Linked DNA regions of Mus musculus: region 2 is linked to region 1. The links are chromatin loops, found by intact Hi-C in ENCODE. Cell type or tissue: left cerebral cortex. All regions are shown on one strand.

Region 1 (8,000 bases):
TAGATGGACACACGTGTCTTCCGCTGTCGTTATTGGTATGTGTGTATTTGTGTTTCAGCTCTCAAAATTTGAGCTGTGATGTGTTTTGGTGTGTATTTCTTTGACTTTATCTGGTTAAAACTCTATTTTACAATTTTTTATAAATAAGATATATATGATTATATATGATATAATTATATATACACACATATATATATATAATTTACATATATAAATTTTCTAAGTTTAGAGAAGTCCACCCATCCATGACTTATTAGGGAAACTTCTCAAGTCCTTACCTTCTTTCCCCAGAGGACTTTGATAATGCAAATGATAGGTCTTTTGTATTTCAGGATTGTATCCTTCCTTTTTTCAGACTACTTTTTGAAGACCGTATCCTTGCTTTTAAACATCAGCAATCTTCATGGCTTCCAGTTCACCTGTATTTCGCATCTGTCTCTTCCATTCTGCCCCAGAGCCTGCCGGAACACTGCCTTTTCATGCTGATAGTTGCATTTTTTTTTTCAGTTCAAGCATTTTCTAACTGGCTTATGATTGTATCTATGATTTTTGAAGGACAGAACTTTTCTGTTTTTCCTATTTCTTCATGGAGGCCTTCCTTCCTTCTTTCTCTCCATGCTCCTTATATCTATTAGTTTCAAGGTTGTTTACATTGCTTAATGAATCATTCCCACAATAGTTGCTTTAAAATCTTGGTCAGATAATTTTAACATTTATGTCATAGATTGTGTCCTGTGTTGTTTGTTGCTTTGTTTCTTGCAGGTTGGTTTCATTCTTGCTCTAGACATGACAAGATGAGGGGGAGGAGGAGGAGGAGGAGGAGGAGGAGGAGGAGGAGGAGGAGGAGGAGGAGGAGAAGGGGGCATTGAAATACGGACATTGAGACGCTATGGAGTTCTTAAACTTTCTTTTTTAACTGTCTTCCTCTGAGACCACTCTAGTTGAGGAAAGGGAATAAGAGTTGGGATAGAAGACGCCCAGGCCCCTCTATTGCTTCCAATTGACAGATGGGAGAGAAGGAAGAGAGGATGCCACTTGCTGCAGTTGAACTGGGATAAATCTGCAACAGTGCTTCCCTGTGTGGGAGGGCCAGATGTGCCTGCCTGGCTCCAAATGTGTATTCTTCCAGAAGCCCACGGTGGGGCTCTTGTCTGTCTTGCAGAACTGAATGCTTCTGATCCCCACATTAACTCCTGGGGTCTCCTCCTCAAGTTAGTTTCATGTGCTTGGCTTAGTTAAGCAGCTATTTATTTTTCTTTCTTTCTTGGCTTCCTGGTTCTTTGACATCTAACAGAGAGAAGGGAGAGAGGAGGGCAAGAGAAGAGAGGGGAAACAATCATGAGAGACAATCACGTCTATGCCCATCGAGACTCCAGATTCCTTGGCTCTTTGAGATATAGTTCTTATAGGAAAATGAAGGAAAGGCGAAACTCAGGCTCTTTCTTGCTCTCCTTGTGCCCTGAAATTCGAGGTCAGTCTGATGTCTCCTCTCCACATTTCAACAGCTTCTTATGTGTGTTTCATATAAATTCTCAGCATGGTGGCTGTACACAGAATAAGAAACAGAAAAGAAAAAAAATTCTCCCGCACCCTCAACAGAACTGTTAACAAGAACACTGACACAGTCAGAGCTATAAATCACACTGATATTTGTGTATTCCAAGCATCTTTTTGTCACAGTTTATTCTTCTTCTGTTGAAGCAGTGCTTCATTCTCTCAGAACCCCAGGCTATTCTCGGGGTGCTGATCCACCGAGAATTTCAGGAATCACAGGCATGGACCACTGTCACCAGCTTTGTCCCATTTGTTTTCTGCAGAAAGTTAATTTTCTTTACTCATCTGTATATGTCAACTTAATCAATATATCATTAGAAAAGCCCAACCTAACATCTCAGTTATGGCAAATAGAGAGTTCCACCTCAAATCCCCAACTGGAATTCCTTGAGGCCTCCTTGATTAGCACTGAAGTTCTAATCACAACCTTCACCTCACAGGCCTCGCTGAAGAAAGAACGGGAACAGCCATTTTTAACCTTTAATTTCCCTCTTCTGGTAATTCCAGGGCACTCACTTAAGAAGCTGTTGCGATTCATATTCCACAAGCCCCATTCCCTTATCTATAGACAATATATGTTAACCACTGAGATATAATATCAATGCAGGCATAGATTTTTGAACCCAATGTCATCATTTCAAACTACCAAACAGCTTTGTTTTTTCCCCTTAGTTTATATGCCCAATTTTTTAAAGTATCTATTGATATAGTACAGCAAAAGTGTCCACTGAGCATTAAGTGCTGAGTGTGGGAAAGTGTGATCAGGGCTGCTAATGGAGGTTTGTCACTCAGTGGGTTGGTGTGTCCTCGTGACATGAACGAATTATTCCTAAGTGTTTTTCATTTGTATTGTTAGCTACAGACTAACATAGTTTCGCCTTTCCTTCATTTTCCTATGAAGTTAATATTAACCCACTGAGGTTGAGCTGGTAAGATACTCCACAGAGTTTGAGTTTAATATTTTATGTAGGTTTTTGGCTTTATGGACACACTTGTGACACCATGGACTTAAATAACAATACACTTATTTTATACAATCAAAAATTAAGTGTAAGGGCTGGCAAGATGGTTGAGTGGAGAAGAGGAGCTTGCTGAAAAATCCCAGTGAACTGAGTTCAATCCGCAGAACCCATGTGGTAGTTCGCTTTCAACTTAGAAGGTGCTTATTCCAAGCTCACCTAGGTAGCAGAGAGAGAAGGTCTCAGGACTCAGAGGGCATCAGGAGAGAGCGACAAAATGAGGATAACAAGCAACCGTCTAGACAGACTTTCCCTGGAACACCTCAGATATTACTGTCTCAACATTTCTTTTGCCGATTCTGCTGAAAAGAAGGTATTACAATTTCGTTGGCATTGGTGACCTGGCATCTCTGAATTATTTCCTGCTTTGGTTTACAGAGGAATAAGCCTGTAATTAATTATATATCAGAACATGAGAATCGACCTGGCAATAATGTACAGGCTAAGAACGTTCTATTTACATATGTAGGTTATTTAAAATATGTCTTGTTAAATAAATATTTAAAATCCCTCCTTATTTGGCTTATAAAGTGTTCGAAAAGAGGCTGCAGTTTGACTTTACAGAATGTTCAAAAGTGAGAGACTTGATCTAGACAATTGTCCATGCCCAGTTAACATCACCTCCTATCCTTGCATAGCAGGGCACACAGAAAACATTCTTAGTAAAAACAACAACATCAATTATTTACATCAGCACTGAAATGTATACTAATGGGAACAAGTTGGTCTTCAGGAATTCATATAACTTATAGAACATATAAGTACAACAAGGAGCCTAGGTATGAATGAACGAGATGCCCAACAGTGGATAGGGTGTATGGAAAACAGTGGTGTCACAATAAAATGTTCCCTCTGTGGGTAATTTCCTTCTTGTATATATCTAGATTTACTTTTAAAGGGAAATAAAATAAAATAGAGAACCAAAAAGAGATTTTTTTTCATGCCCGTCAAATCAACAAGACCCTGGTAAGAAGAACAGACACAGGACGTGACAAGGTGGGAAGATAAGAGAGTCTCAATGATACACAGGAGGGATTCTGCTGGAATTGATGAGGGCGCCCTGAAGTTAACTTTCCTCCAGAGGGTTTGCCTCTAACCGCCTTTGGTCCCTGCAGAACGGTTCTGTGAACATGGCAGCTGCGGATCCACCAGGGGGAGCAGTTCGCCAGCACAAAACCAACCTTCCCGAAGGAAGCCGCTGAAGTTGGCTCTTCCTCTCAATTTACACAGCTGACAGGACCCTGATTTTATCAGTTCTCCTAGATGCAGCACGCACATACCTGGAGCTGATTCCCTCCAGCCAGCCTCATGCTACTGGGATACGATACACCTCACAAACTCATGATCACAGGCACGCTTTTCCGTGCATAGCAGCCCTTGTAATGTACCTCGCCTTTTTTTTTTTTTTTTTTTTTTTTTTAATAGGAAGTAATTTGGGCTCAGCTTCCACACCATCTTTTAAGGAGAGAATGAATAGTTTATCAAACTAGTTGTTCGGCGTGGCATTAAAGTGTGTGAGAGTCTCCCTCAGGTCTCGAAGGCAGGTATCTACTGGAGTTTACTGATAACCCGGTTTCTCTCTTCAGCAACCCCCCCCCCTTTTTTTTCTTCCTTTAACCAAAGCCCTGGGGCTGGGAAAGAAAACAGCTGTCAGAGAAAGGCTGGTGTCGGTGATAAGCCTTTTGTGTGCAAGCTCAAACTTTGAGACCAGCCTGTCCAAACAAAACAGCTGTGGTCTTCAGTGTGGACGGCAGAGTACACCAAGTCTGTTGGTGAAGGGGGGTTGGGGGGTTGGGGGAGGCAGAAAATATGCCGGTCCCTGAAGCATTCTGTACATGGTTGCACAATCCATGAAGGAATTCCCAAGGGGAGCCAAATTTTATTTTTAGTAGAGGTCAGTCCTCCGGTCTCTATCCTAATCCTCCATTGTGGCGCTTTAGCACATTGCTGTTACAATAGCCCTTGATGCTTGAGGTGGAAAGCCTGGCTCCTGGCTCCGCAGCTCTGGCATGAGGAAGGCGGAGGAGCCTGGGGGCTCATTCTAGACTCCCAAGTCGCTAGTGAAACTGCTCTCGGGGACCCTTGTTTCTAGATCAATCTGCTTCAAGATCCGCCTCTTTCTGTTAGTCACAGAGCCTGTGTCAAGAGCCTGTAAAGAACAATGTAAGGGACGCCAAGGCTACTTTGTAACCTTAGTCTGTGCACCCGGCTCTTAAAGCCACTAAGTGAAGCGAAAGTCACTCTTTTTTTTTTTTTTTTTTTTTTTTTTTTTTTTGAGAAACAAGCAAACAAACAAACAAAAACCCAACAGACTGTTTCTGGAACTTATCTGCTTTCGTTCCCTCATTTGTCCCTCATGGGCAACTCTGTAGAAAGCAAGCCTGCAGCTGACATTCAGGGAGTAGCTGATACCACCTTTCTACGGGGGTTAGTGTCCCTTCTAAGTAAATCAAACACAGGAACTAACTTAGGAGCATTTTCCTTCAACCTTTCTGTTATTATACATTCTCATAATTTTCAAATTGACTTCTGAATAAACCACAGAGGGGGGAAAATCATGATTCTCAGGTGATCTTACGTATTTAATCTGTCGATTGTTGTTGTATGTTGTTTTTTAAGAGGACCAGGCTGAAAGAGCTGAAATCATTTCGGGCAAAGTTTTATTTTTGGTATTCCACTACTTTATCACAGTTGTTCATCCTGGAAATGGAAGTGAAAAGAATCCCATTAAAAATACATAATAGTATGGGCCAGGCATAGTAGCACATAGAATCCCCAAACTTAAGAGACAGAGGCAGTGTTGAAACAAACTCAAGAGCTAACATTGTGATCTGATGTTATCACAGGGATCTATGTCTCAGTATGGGGGTAATCTGGGTATTTTTGGACCAGGAGACTGAAGGACAGACAGCACTTTACCTGGCTGATTTTCTTGCTACTCTTCTAGTTGTGTTTGCGCAGATACCACAATGCTATATTCTGAATTCTGGCACAAATCCATGAGAGGTAAAGCTTACATGGGTATTAAGTGCTTAGTCACCAGATTGAAGAAACTGAGTCACATTTTATACCTAGTAGAGCAGTAGAGGGCTGTCTGCCCCTGCCCCTGCCCCTGCCCCTGCCCCTTTCTGCTTTTGCCTTTTTCCCTTGCCCTTCCATTCCTTTCCAATCCCTCGCTTCCTGAGTTGCTCCAACTTAAGGACCTGTATGTGATAAACAAACTGTACTGCAGAGCCATGGGTCAGACCCCAGAGTAGAGACTTAGCATCGCAGGCAAAAGGAGACACCGATTTCAACAAGATGTCAAAATTGTGCCCATACCTGACCCGGATTTCTTAACACTCCTCATTGAGAAGTGGCCCTCTGCCTAGACCCATCTGCAGGTCCTTGGCGAGCGGGACAGGCTGTCCCAAGCCTCCCATTTAGTGTGAACTGCTTGCAAAGGAGTTCAGAGTTTTTCAGAGTTTTGTGACAACTTCTGCCCTGCAGATAACGCACTTGAATGGTTTCCTTCCTCCCCACATCTCCCGCTCAGCACTGAAGAGAAGGATCTACCTTCCGAGGCATGAAACGAAGTGATTTACTTGTTGCTCCAGAACCACTTCAAAGGTTCCTAGATATTGAATCAAATCTAAGCAATTTGTTTTCCCACCCTGGATTTCTGAGCCAAGCTAGCTGTTTCTTTCTGCAGCCCAGGTCATTCCATTAGAGATCAGTATATATCTTGTTCCATGCCGTTTAATCGCTCTGAACTTCCAGAATGTTCTGCATGTTTTCCCCCAACTTTAATTTACATTACATGCTCTCTATGGGGATGCTAAGTGGCCACCAGAACTTCTAATTTGGTAGAATTTTATCTTAAATAAAATGGAAGAACGCAGGCATCAAGACTAAAGGGGATTCCCATCCTATGGTGAGAACTCTGCTGATCCCCCTGTAGAGTAAGAAACACAGCTCAGACCAGAGGGTCAGGACATACCCAAGCTGACTCAGATGAGTGTCTAACAGACATCTTTAAAGGCAAATGCTCTATAAGCAATTTTCTCCCGATGTTTTAAAGGCATGAACGCTACAGTCTGCAAACTCCCTCCTCACACAAGCCCACTTTCTGCTTTGTTTGGTGTTTCCTCATTTTATAACCAGAATCAAAGAAGAAAAAGTTCTTCTTCCTCTTGTCAAACATTAATACACAAACTGAATAATTAACATGAGTTATCACGGCTCTTGATGTGAGCTATGTAGCCACATTCACAAATAGCAAAGTAATTGGCAAGATGAAAACAACTCAGACGTGTAGGAGTGAAGCCCTGCCAGCATCAGCGAGAGAAAATAAAATATCTTTCATTCTTTCTCTGGGCATTTTTGAGGAGCGGGGGTGGGGATAGGGGGTGGGGATAGGGGGTGGGAATAGGGGTGGGGATAGGGGTGGGGATAGGGGTTCCTGGAATACTGGAGTGGAGTAAAGGGTGAGCCGTTTGAATCAGATGCGTAACTGTCTTTAATTTGTGTCCCTTTTAGCCTTCTTAAGAATGCATCCAAACATTTAGAGGGCTTCATCTCAATTATCTCAATGTTCCCAAACTGAAAACGAAAGGGTCTATCTAATCACAGGTGAGGATAAAAACAAAAAACAAAAAACAAAAAACAAAAAACAAAAAACAAAAAAACAAAAAACAAAACGAAAAAGAAAACCAAAACCTCAAGGGCTGAGGATGTGGCTCAGCAGCAAGAGCGCTTGCTGTGCACGAGTGAGGACCTGAATTCTGAGCCCAAGCCTGGACATGGGAAACCAAGGGTAGTAGTTGGTGTCTCTAATGCCAGAGCTGGAAGCCAGGGTCAGGCAGATCCTTGGGGCAGGGCTGGATGGCCAACCAGCGTAGCTAAGTCTGTGGGCACCAGGTTCACAGAGAGAGAAACATGGTCTCTAAATTAATGTGAAGTATGAGCAGGAGAAATACCCCAGGACCGCCTCTGGTTTTCATGGGCACATGCGTGGGTCAATGCACCAGCACGCACACAGACACAATCGTGGGAGCACGGGCACACTTGAGAGAGGCAGAGGGACAGCAACAAAAAGAAACAGAGACAATGAAAGACAGAGATGCGCAGAGAAACGGAGATAGACAGAGAAACAGGCAGAGAGGCAGATAGACTGAGAGACAGAGACAGATTCCGAGAAAGCATAGCTTTCTGTGGCTTCTATATACTTGATTCCCAATTTGTCTGTAAGGCAACATCATGGTTTTTTTGTTTGTTTGCTTGTTTTTTTTTATTATAAATAAAATTTTAAGAAAACAAGAAAAGGAAGCATCTTTAGGAAGAGCCCAAACATCCATTCCCAAGACATCAGAGCACCCGACTTTCCTGGCCCTGAAAGAATCTCCAATGTCCATCTTATTCTGGAATCTTCCCTAGAGAACACAACAG
Region 2 (8,000 bases), 1.9 Mb after region 1:
CCGAATTAATTTCCAACTTACTTTTGTCACAAAACAAATTGCCACAAACTTACCAGTTCTAAAAACAAAATGTGTTTATCATTTGGGTGTTTTATAGAAAAAGTCCAAGCCTTCAAGGTTGGTTTCTGGGCTTAGCAATTGAGATGCCAGTAGCTTGGTTCTCATTTTTCTGGGGTTCCCTTCAGTGCTTACTCCTGCCCTTGGGGGACCTCTCTCTGGCAGGAGGAATGATGTCCCAGCTATTGAGTATCCTGCCAATAGAAGGTTGTATACTCTGCTTGGTGACTCTTCCTCAGTTCCTGGCACAAGACTGCCCACTATCTTGCAGAAGCAACAGTGGGGCATATCTTTCTCACCCAGGAAACATTTCAGGACATGCCCTACTGTGAATCAAAGATACTCAAGTCTTGATGCATGCATGAGAGTGGATTAGAGTCATATGATTTGGAAAGGTTGCTTTGTGATCATACCAACAGATTAATTGTCTTAATTGCACATCCAGTACCACTATTGCCAAGTTACATAGCAAAAGAGTAAAATTTCATCACAGTTCTAGTCCCTGGGATTAAGGTAGGGAATCTATTTCTGCACTCTAGGATTCAGATAACCTTGAAAAATTTTGTTATAAATCCAGATTAATCAATAAGGGTGATCAAGCATAAGGATATAGATGAATATAACAGATGGGATGTTCTCTAAACAAATATTTACATCTAAGGTCAATTGATAGTCTTTTCAGCAAAATGTCAAGGTATTTCAATAACAAAAAAGATTGCCTTTTAAATAGATGATGGTAAGACAAGTAATTGCTGAATGCAGACGGTAAATTTTACCTCACCATACCCAGCTCGAAATGGACAATAGGGCATAAGACAAGCATTGAAAAAAAAAAAAAAGGTTTTGTTGAATTGCACATGTTGCTAACACATAAACTACTTTAAGTTGGTCTGCACTGAAATTCAGATTTTTTTTTTTTACTTCAGAAAAGACAATGAAGAGACACAAAGGGGGTATATCTGTATCTTATCATCAAATGATTTAAACTTATATGTATAACTTTTAAAATTTTGTTCAAAAGTATATAAAGATTCCTTTCAACTCAGTAATGAAAGAAAATCTAATAGTAGCATAGCAATAAATGCTTCTCCAGAGGTCCAAGAACCCATGGCAAAGTCCTTACCATCATAAGTAGAACACTCATGGCTCTATCACACAAATGTAGAGTGCCATAGCAATGGCTGGAACCTGTTTGGGAAATTCGTTAAAAGTTAAATATAAACCAACCAGATCACATAGAAATTTAGTTCCTGGAGTCTCATTTCAATGGCATGACTACAATTATTTATAGCATCACTCGTCACAATAACTGGCAAACTAGAAAACCTTTTGGGGAAGGGCTTCCTATCATGCTTTTACAAAGCTATATAGATGTAAATTGGATATTGATTGCAGTCCTTATCCTGGATTGTAACATTAGCAGTCTAAGGCAAGATCAAGAACAGTATTTAATTAATTCTAAATTTTCAGTTGAAAGCTTTCTCATGTCAAACTCTGGACTTGGTGTGTACTCTAGTTTCGTAATTGTTGGCTCATAAATCAGCAGGTCTACACTACCTGCATGCTCTTCTGAGCAGCTATGACGCTGCTTTGCTTCTGCATAGGAATAACAATTGGGTGTCCTTTATGGAGTGTAGACTGCTGGCTAAGGCCTAGGTGTAGTACTTTCCATGAGTTCACTTACTTAATCATCCTATACCTCTGTGGGAAGCCAACTCCAAGATGGCGCCGGTTTCTGGTTGCCGCTGTCATAAACAACACCACTGCGCAGGCGTCAATTAGAATTTGGTGCCAACCCCTCCCGAGTGGGTGCATGCAAGTTGGGTGCCGTGCTACTGACCAATCCCAGGGGGCCACGGAGCTTTCTCCTGTGCTGGGGTGCATATAAGCAGGGCTCCCTGGGTGCCTGGGGTCCCCGTAGAAGCATCAAGGCATTCCTGCAATAAAGGCTGTTGAGAAGAATCCGACTGTGTCGTGTCGTTCTTGCTGGTCGAGAGCAGACACGACATACCTCCATAGACACATTGCAATCAGAATATTATAGAAGACAAAAGATAGCCTAAAGAAGCAACTTCTTTGCACGGGTTCACTCCGGCTAAATGATGGAAAAGAGCTCAGATCCTAGATTTCTGTTACCAGAGCCTATCTCTCAGCTACAACAACAACAACAAAGACATTACTAATGATAATAATAAGGAATAAAATCTATTTATTAGGTTACCAGAAGTCTATCTTTTGACGGACAGGTTAATTTCAAAACTGGGTAATCATTTCCAAAAGCATTTCTTCCTTCTAAATAGATGCACCTATAGGTGTCTGCATACAATGCTAAATGGCTATCCTGGTTTCCTGTTTTCCCTAGGAGATCAGTAGGATGCTCTCACTGGGTGGGCCACGTGTGCTTTTTTTATTTTTTATTTTTTATTGGTAGTTTTTTATTTAGCTGAAGTTGTAAGTCTTTGCCCCCCTGGAATTAGTGCAGGAGCACTCTTCACTTTGTAAATGAAGGGCATCACCCATTTCTTCATTCCACATAGAACTCTGTGGGAGGTGGGAGGTGTAAGAAGTCCTGGCTCAGCCTGAGCTTTATCTGTAGCTGGGCAGCCCCAGAGTGAGAGTTCACCTGAGGACTCCAGCCCTTTCATCTAGGAAACAGTATCCATTGTCTTACATGCTGGTTCTGAAAATGACTGTTAGAGACAGTAACACACACACACACACACACACACACACACACAGAGAGAGAGAGAGAGAGAGAGAGAGAGAGAGAGAGAGAGAGAGAGAGAGCAATTATTTTTTTGTTGCTGTTTTGTGAATGTAAATTTAAAAACCCATTCTAGGGCAAAGGCCAGGTGTGAATCTTAACCCCAGCCTCATTCACTGGTGGCACTGGTAAATTCATTTCCTGCTGATCTAAATTTAGAAACCTAAATTCTTTGACGATATTGCCTTAAAATGTTCCTCTAAGAAGTACATGTAACATATAACTTTTTCTCTTATGAAGAAAATATGGAAGGGGAAGATAAAGAGAAGGGAGAAGGAGGGAGGGGGGCTGGGGAGGGGGACAGATACATGTGATAGTCATGGCAAAATTCCTGAGGAAAACCAAAGGCAGTGTTAAATAGTGGAGCTGAAAGACCCAGTTAAACTTCCCCTTACCAGGACAGAGGTCTCTGCCATACTTACTTATGCCATTATGTTGACATAGAAGTTACTTGTAGGGACCCCAGCCTGAAGAACATTGGCATAAGGCAATTTCTGCTTGGGGTCAATGATTGCCCAAAATATTTAATTTTAAATGTCATTATTTGGTATTTATAGATTAATTCCTCTTCACGAATACCCTCTCAGACACACTTTTTGGGAAAAGAAAAAGAAAGAAAAGAAAAGAAGAGAAGAGGAGAAGAAGAAAAGAGAAGAGGAGAGGAGAGAAGAGAAGAGAAGAGAAGAGAAAAGAAAAGAAAAGAAAAGAAAAGAAAAGAAAAGAAAAGAAAAGAAAAGAAAAGAGGAAAGACAAAACTGATGCTCTGGGCACAACCTTTCTGCAAGTTTCTTTGTAAATTAAAAACTGAGCACCATGGAGCCACAAACACTTCCCAAACTGGAAATCGTTCCAGTTTGTGCTTCATAGCAAGCGGAGAATGAGCTTCCGGTCTTCTCGCACTCCAGATTATTTTCCTAGCCTGGAAACATCTCAAAAGTTTTCTTGAAATATGTGTTTATGGATCATTTTAGGAGAAAATGTTCTTCCACTTGAATGGGGGCCTTAATCTGGAAGCTGGGATACAAGGGTCAAGTCTGTCTGATTTACACAGGAGGACACGTATATTTATGAGATTGGTTTTAGTGAAAAATATATTTTTGACTTTGGCAGGACAGCGTTCACAGATTTTGATGGCAAATTCCTTGCTGACAACTGTTAGGGACCCACTGGGTAACCATAGAATGACTACTTTTGCCTTAGGACTGTGAGGAATTCTGGCAGTGAGCACCTGAGTCTGGTCAGAAGTCTAAACATAGGACTACCATTCTTTTCTTTTTCCTCCTCCTCCTTCTCTCCCTCCTCCTCCTTCTCTGCCTCTTCCACCTCCCTTTTAAAATTAGCCTCACCCAGCTCAAGTTAAAGAAAATCTGTTTTTTTTTTTCTTCATATGTGAGTCATTTCCCCCTAACAGAACTTTCCCTGCCTAGGCAAACAGTAGTAATATAGCTGCCTGCAAGTCCATGCGATGAAAGCCCGTGTCACCATGTGCAAACTGTGAAACATAATTGAAAGTAAAATGTTTAATTAAAATGGACATTTCTGAGCCCGCTTGTGGCAGCAGCCATCTTGCTGAAAAATTATATTTGTTACACCGGCAACCTGGGAAAACCATTCAGAAGACGGTGAATGCCAGGATCCATCGCAAAGTAAATGGGGTGAAAATCGGCAGGCAAGCCGTAGTTACCCTGCACGTCCCCAACACATGTGCCCTGGTGCCGACCACGTAGAACATGAGGACCTGCCGGCCAGAGCCGTCCCTAAGTCAGTATTCATTATCACAAAGCAGCCCCTTCCCTTCAAATAATTCTCCCTCTTACTCATGTCAGCAAGTCTCCTTAACAACAGGGCTTTCAATGCTCTGCTCTCTCTCTATTGGCTGAAATGGAAGGATACTCCTTGTCTCCGAATTTCTCCTCCGAGACCAGGCAGGCCTTTTCCCCTCCTCTCATAAAAGCTACTGATCCCAGATAATTCAGACTCGCGTGGAGAGAGGCGGTGCAGAGGTTTGCAGTTCAGATGTGGGGACAGATTTTGAAAACGAATTTCCATCTGGCATCCAAAGGGCAGTTTCTTCTCCTGCCTGGAGGTGAGGTGTCAGAGAGTGCCTGGCCTGAGCTGGGTCACCATCCAGCAAGAGTCCCGGTTTCAGAAAGTCTCCTTATTGGAGAATTTCTTTGACATTTTCTAAAGGGCAAGTGAAATAAAGTTTCTTTTGGGCAGCATCTTTTACTTTATCCTCTTAAAAACCAGCCACCACCGGCAGATCCAATCTTGCAATTGTATAGAGACACTCCTTTAAAAGGACGACTGTTCCCACTTACCTTGGTTTTTTTTTTTTTTTTTTTTTATTTACACATTTAAAAAAATTTTTTTTGCAGTATTATGAGGCTTTCTTTCTCTTTGCATGATTACTAACTCTGCTGTCTAATTACCATGGCTCGGAATGAAGGAATGAAACAGCAAACCAACAAATAAATATAGAAAGAAAAGGTCTGCCAATGTGAAACCCATTAAAAGTGTTAATAGCAAAGCACTGTGGGAAAAATATCATGATTAGGGTATTAAAACAAGTCTGATTGTCTACATTCAGCAGCTCCACCATTTGATCGTTTTCCCTATCTGACCTTGTCCAGTGAGCTCTCTGTCTATAATATGTTCTTTATTGCCGAAGGAATGCTCTTTGAATTTACTTTCTTTATGGTGTGATTATAAATCTCTGTGACATCCCTAATGATTCATCTCTTTTGGCACCGGGCAGAAGGATAACCACTTCTATAATGCACACGTTTCATTTAAGGTGAAACCGGAAGGAGATTTATCAGTCAGCACAGACCTTCCAGGCACAGGCTAAATTATAACCATTTATCCCCTTCCATAAACAAGTTTAACTTTGGTGCACTCTCTCCCTGAAATGCCTCATAACCCTTTAATAAGATGTTTTAATTTGTGCATGGTCTGAACAACCAGGCCTTTTCTTCTGCTGAAGGGACAGTTGTATATTTTCACCTGAGCCTCGCCACGGAAATAAACTGGTCAAGAGCACACTTCCTACGACGGCCGATCGCTCACTTGTCTTAAATTAAGCAGAATGCTTAATTGAAACTGTTTTCTAAGATTTGTAGGTATCGGTTTAAACTCCAAAGGCAAATAATTTTAAGGATATTGGAATTTAACTTAGCCTGTTCTGTGTTTGAGATTTTTAACTCAGAAAGGCAAAAGCCCTGTATCTTATAAGCAAAATTGAATTTATTTATTTATTGATGATTCCATTATAAACCTCAATGGCAATAGAGTTTTCATTATGAGTGGAAAACACATGAACATGCCATGTAAATCTCCTAAAATGTGCACAGGACTGATCACCTTTCTCAGAACATCTCTCTCTCTCTCTCTCTCTCTCTCTCTCTCCCTCTCTCTGTCTGTCTGTCTCTCTGTCTCTGTCTCTGTCTCTGTCTCTGTCTCTGTCTCTGTCTCTGTCTCTCTCTCTCTCTCTCTCTCTCTCTCTCTCTCTCTCTCTCTCTCTCGGTGTGTGTGTATGTTCAAATCAGCAATGTTTGCTTCAATGTCCCTTTTCCACAGTGCAAACAAAACTCCACGGATAGATAAAAAACCCACACAGGAGGAGCCAATGATGATAGAAAACCGGTCAGCAAAAATACTTTTGAACTTCAGATGACAAGAAACATGCTTGGTCCACAGGGCTAGAAGAAATGGAGATTTTTTCCCCCCTTTTCTCAGACATATGTAGAACATTTGTTTCTGTTTTATTTCTACTGTCATAATATGATGGTTTTATTCAGTTTTTAAACATGCTTCAGCTGGAAACACTACATCTTTAAATCAGGCAACCCTGGCTTCAGTGTGAATTCCCTTGCCGCGCTCCCTCACCTTACCCAGGTGCATGTTAAATCAGTATTAATGACAATATCATTCTTGTGCAGTCATCTCCTGCCTGCAATTTGGTTTTAATTACCCGCCACGTTGTCTTTCCCCCTCACTGACAGCCATTAAATAGGGAATGACACTGGAGCCATGGCTGTGTGCAACACTCACTTCACCAGAGCCCAGGTCCCTCATAAAGCAGGCTGCAGTGCCTCCTAGTGGCCGAAATCAGAAAGGGCCATAACTGAACTGAGACTTCGTAAGCCCTTTTCAGGTTAATGTGGGGATCTGGGCAGATTATGAGGTTCACTGATTTTATATGAAGAAAATAAAAAGTATGAACCCAATTCTAGTTATTAATCAAGAAACAATTATTTATTGGCGAAACGTGCTAGTTTAAATGTAGTGATCAATGACACTCTCCAGGTGCTCTCTCATAGTGGAGGGTCGTGATGATGGAGGATCAGAAACCCGCAAACTTGGCTGAGAAAATGGAGCCGAGGAAAATTCTCGGGCAAATTCACTGAGGAAGGTGAGTCACCAGTGCGCTGAGCATCAGGAGGACTATTCTTTCTCCCACTTTGCTCTACGCTGAGGGACTTTTACTTTTTGTCTTTTTCTTCCTTCCACTTCGCAAAAAATATTTTAGTTTCTCCATAAACTAAATGCATCCTTCCACGCTAGGAATGAATACATCCCATGACCACAATCATTTTTGCATGATCAATGTAATCCTAAAGTATCCAACACAGTTTTCTTTTAAACAGGACTTTAAAATTAAAACTGTCTGTACAAACACTCCCTTTAGACACTCTGCAGATGTTCCCGGTTGAAGGTTCTCATCTTATGGAAGGGTGATCACATATTGCTTTAAAAATTTGTTGGCTAAAATACATCTGCAGGCATGTGCATGACACAAGAAGGACATTAGATCTTTTGTAATATCAATTAGAAACATGACTCATGAATGCTACATTGCCAAGCAGGGTAATGGTTAGGAGTCACATACACTTATCTATCTATCTATCTATCTATCTATCTATCTATCTATCTATCTGTCTATCTATCATCTATTTTTGCTGAATTTTCTCCTTGACTACTTCTTCGTGGTCCAGAGGTGTTTATTTCAGGGCTCATGGACCAGTCTTGCACAAAAGCTAGCACGACGCTCTTTAGATTCTCTCAACAAGTATAATTACTCACTTTGCATGCTGCTAAATGGAGAATCGTAGCTAACTGCTTTAATTAAAATTTTAACCGTGCATCATATATACAATAACTTGAGCATGCACTCATG

What was found. A loop is a pair of places that touch in the nucleus more often than their neighbours do. Peaks named below come from ENCODE experiments on the same cell type or tissue, not always from the same donor. Only the 100,000 strongest peaks of a DNase experiment are listed, where the experiment ranks them.
Region 2: it touches region 1 in a loop (8-fold over the local background); 13 of 42 quality-filtered maps call a loop at or near these places.

What each region holds. Positions count from the first base shown.
Region 1 is chr7:71,408,089-71,416,088 of GRCm38, reverse strand. No RefSeq gene overlaps it. Among named protein-coding and RNA genes, the nearest start is that of Gm36260, 32 kb to the right of the region's middle. In left cerebral cortex, a CTCF peak has its summit at 3,715 (motif pointing right); a DNase peak (open chromatin) is centred at 3,735; H3K4me3 peaks cover 353 bases.
Region 2 is chr7:69,489,907-69,497,906 of GRCm38, reverse strand. It overlaps Gm38584 (a long non-coding RNA gene), which reads left to right and starts at 6,870. Exons shown (of 3, transcript XR_882201.1): 1 at 6,870-7,235. 4930402F11Rik (RIKEN cDNA 4930402F11 gene) reads right to left here and starts at 1,813. Exons shown (of 3, transcript NR_045940.1): 1 at 1,742-1,813; 2 at 1,181-1,245. In left cerebral cortex, a CTCF peak has its summit at 6,933 (motif pointing left); DNase peaks (open chromatin) are centred at 4,156 and 6,916; H3K4me3 peaks cover 352 bases.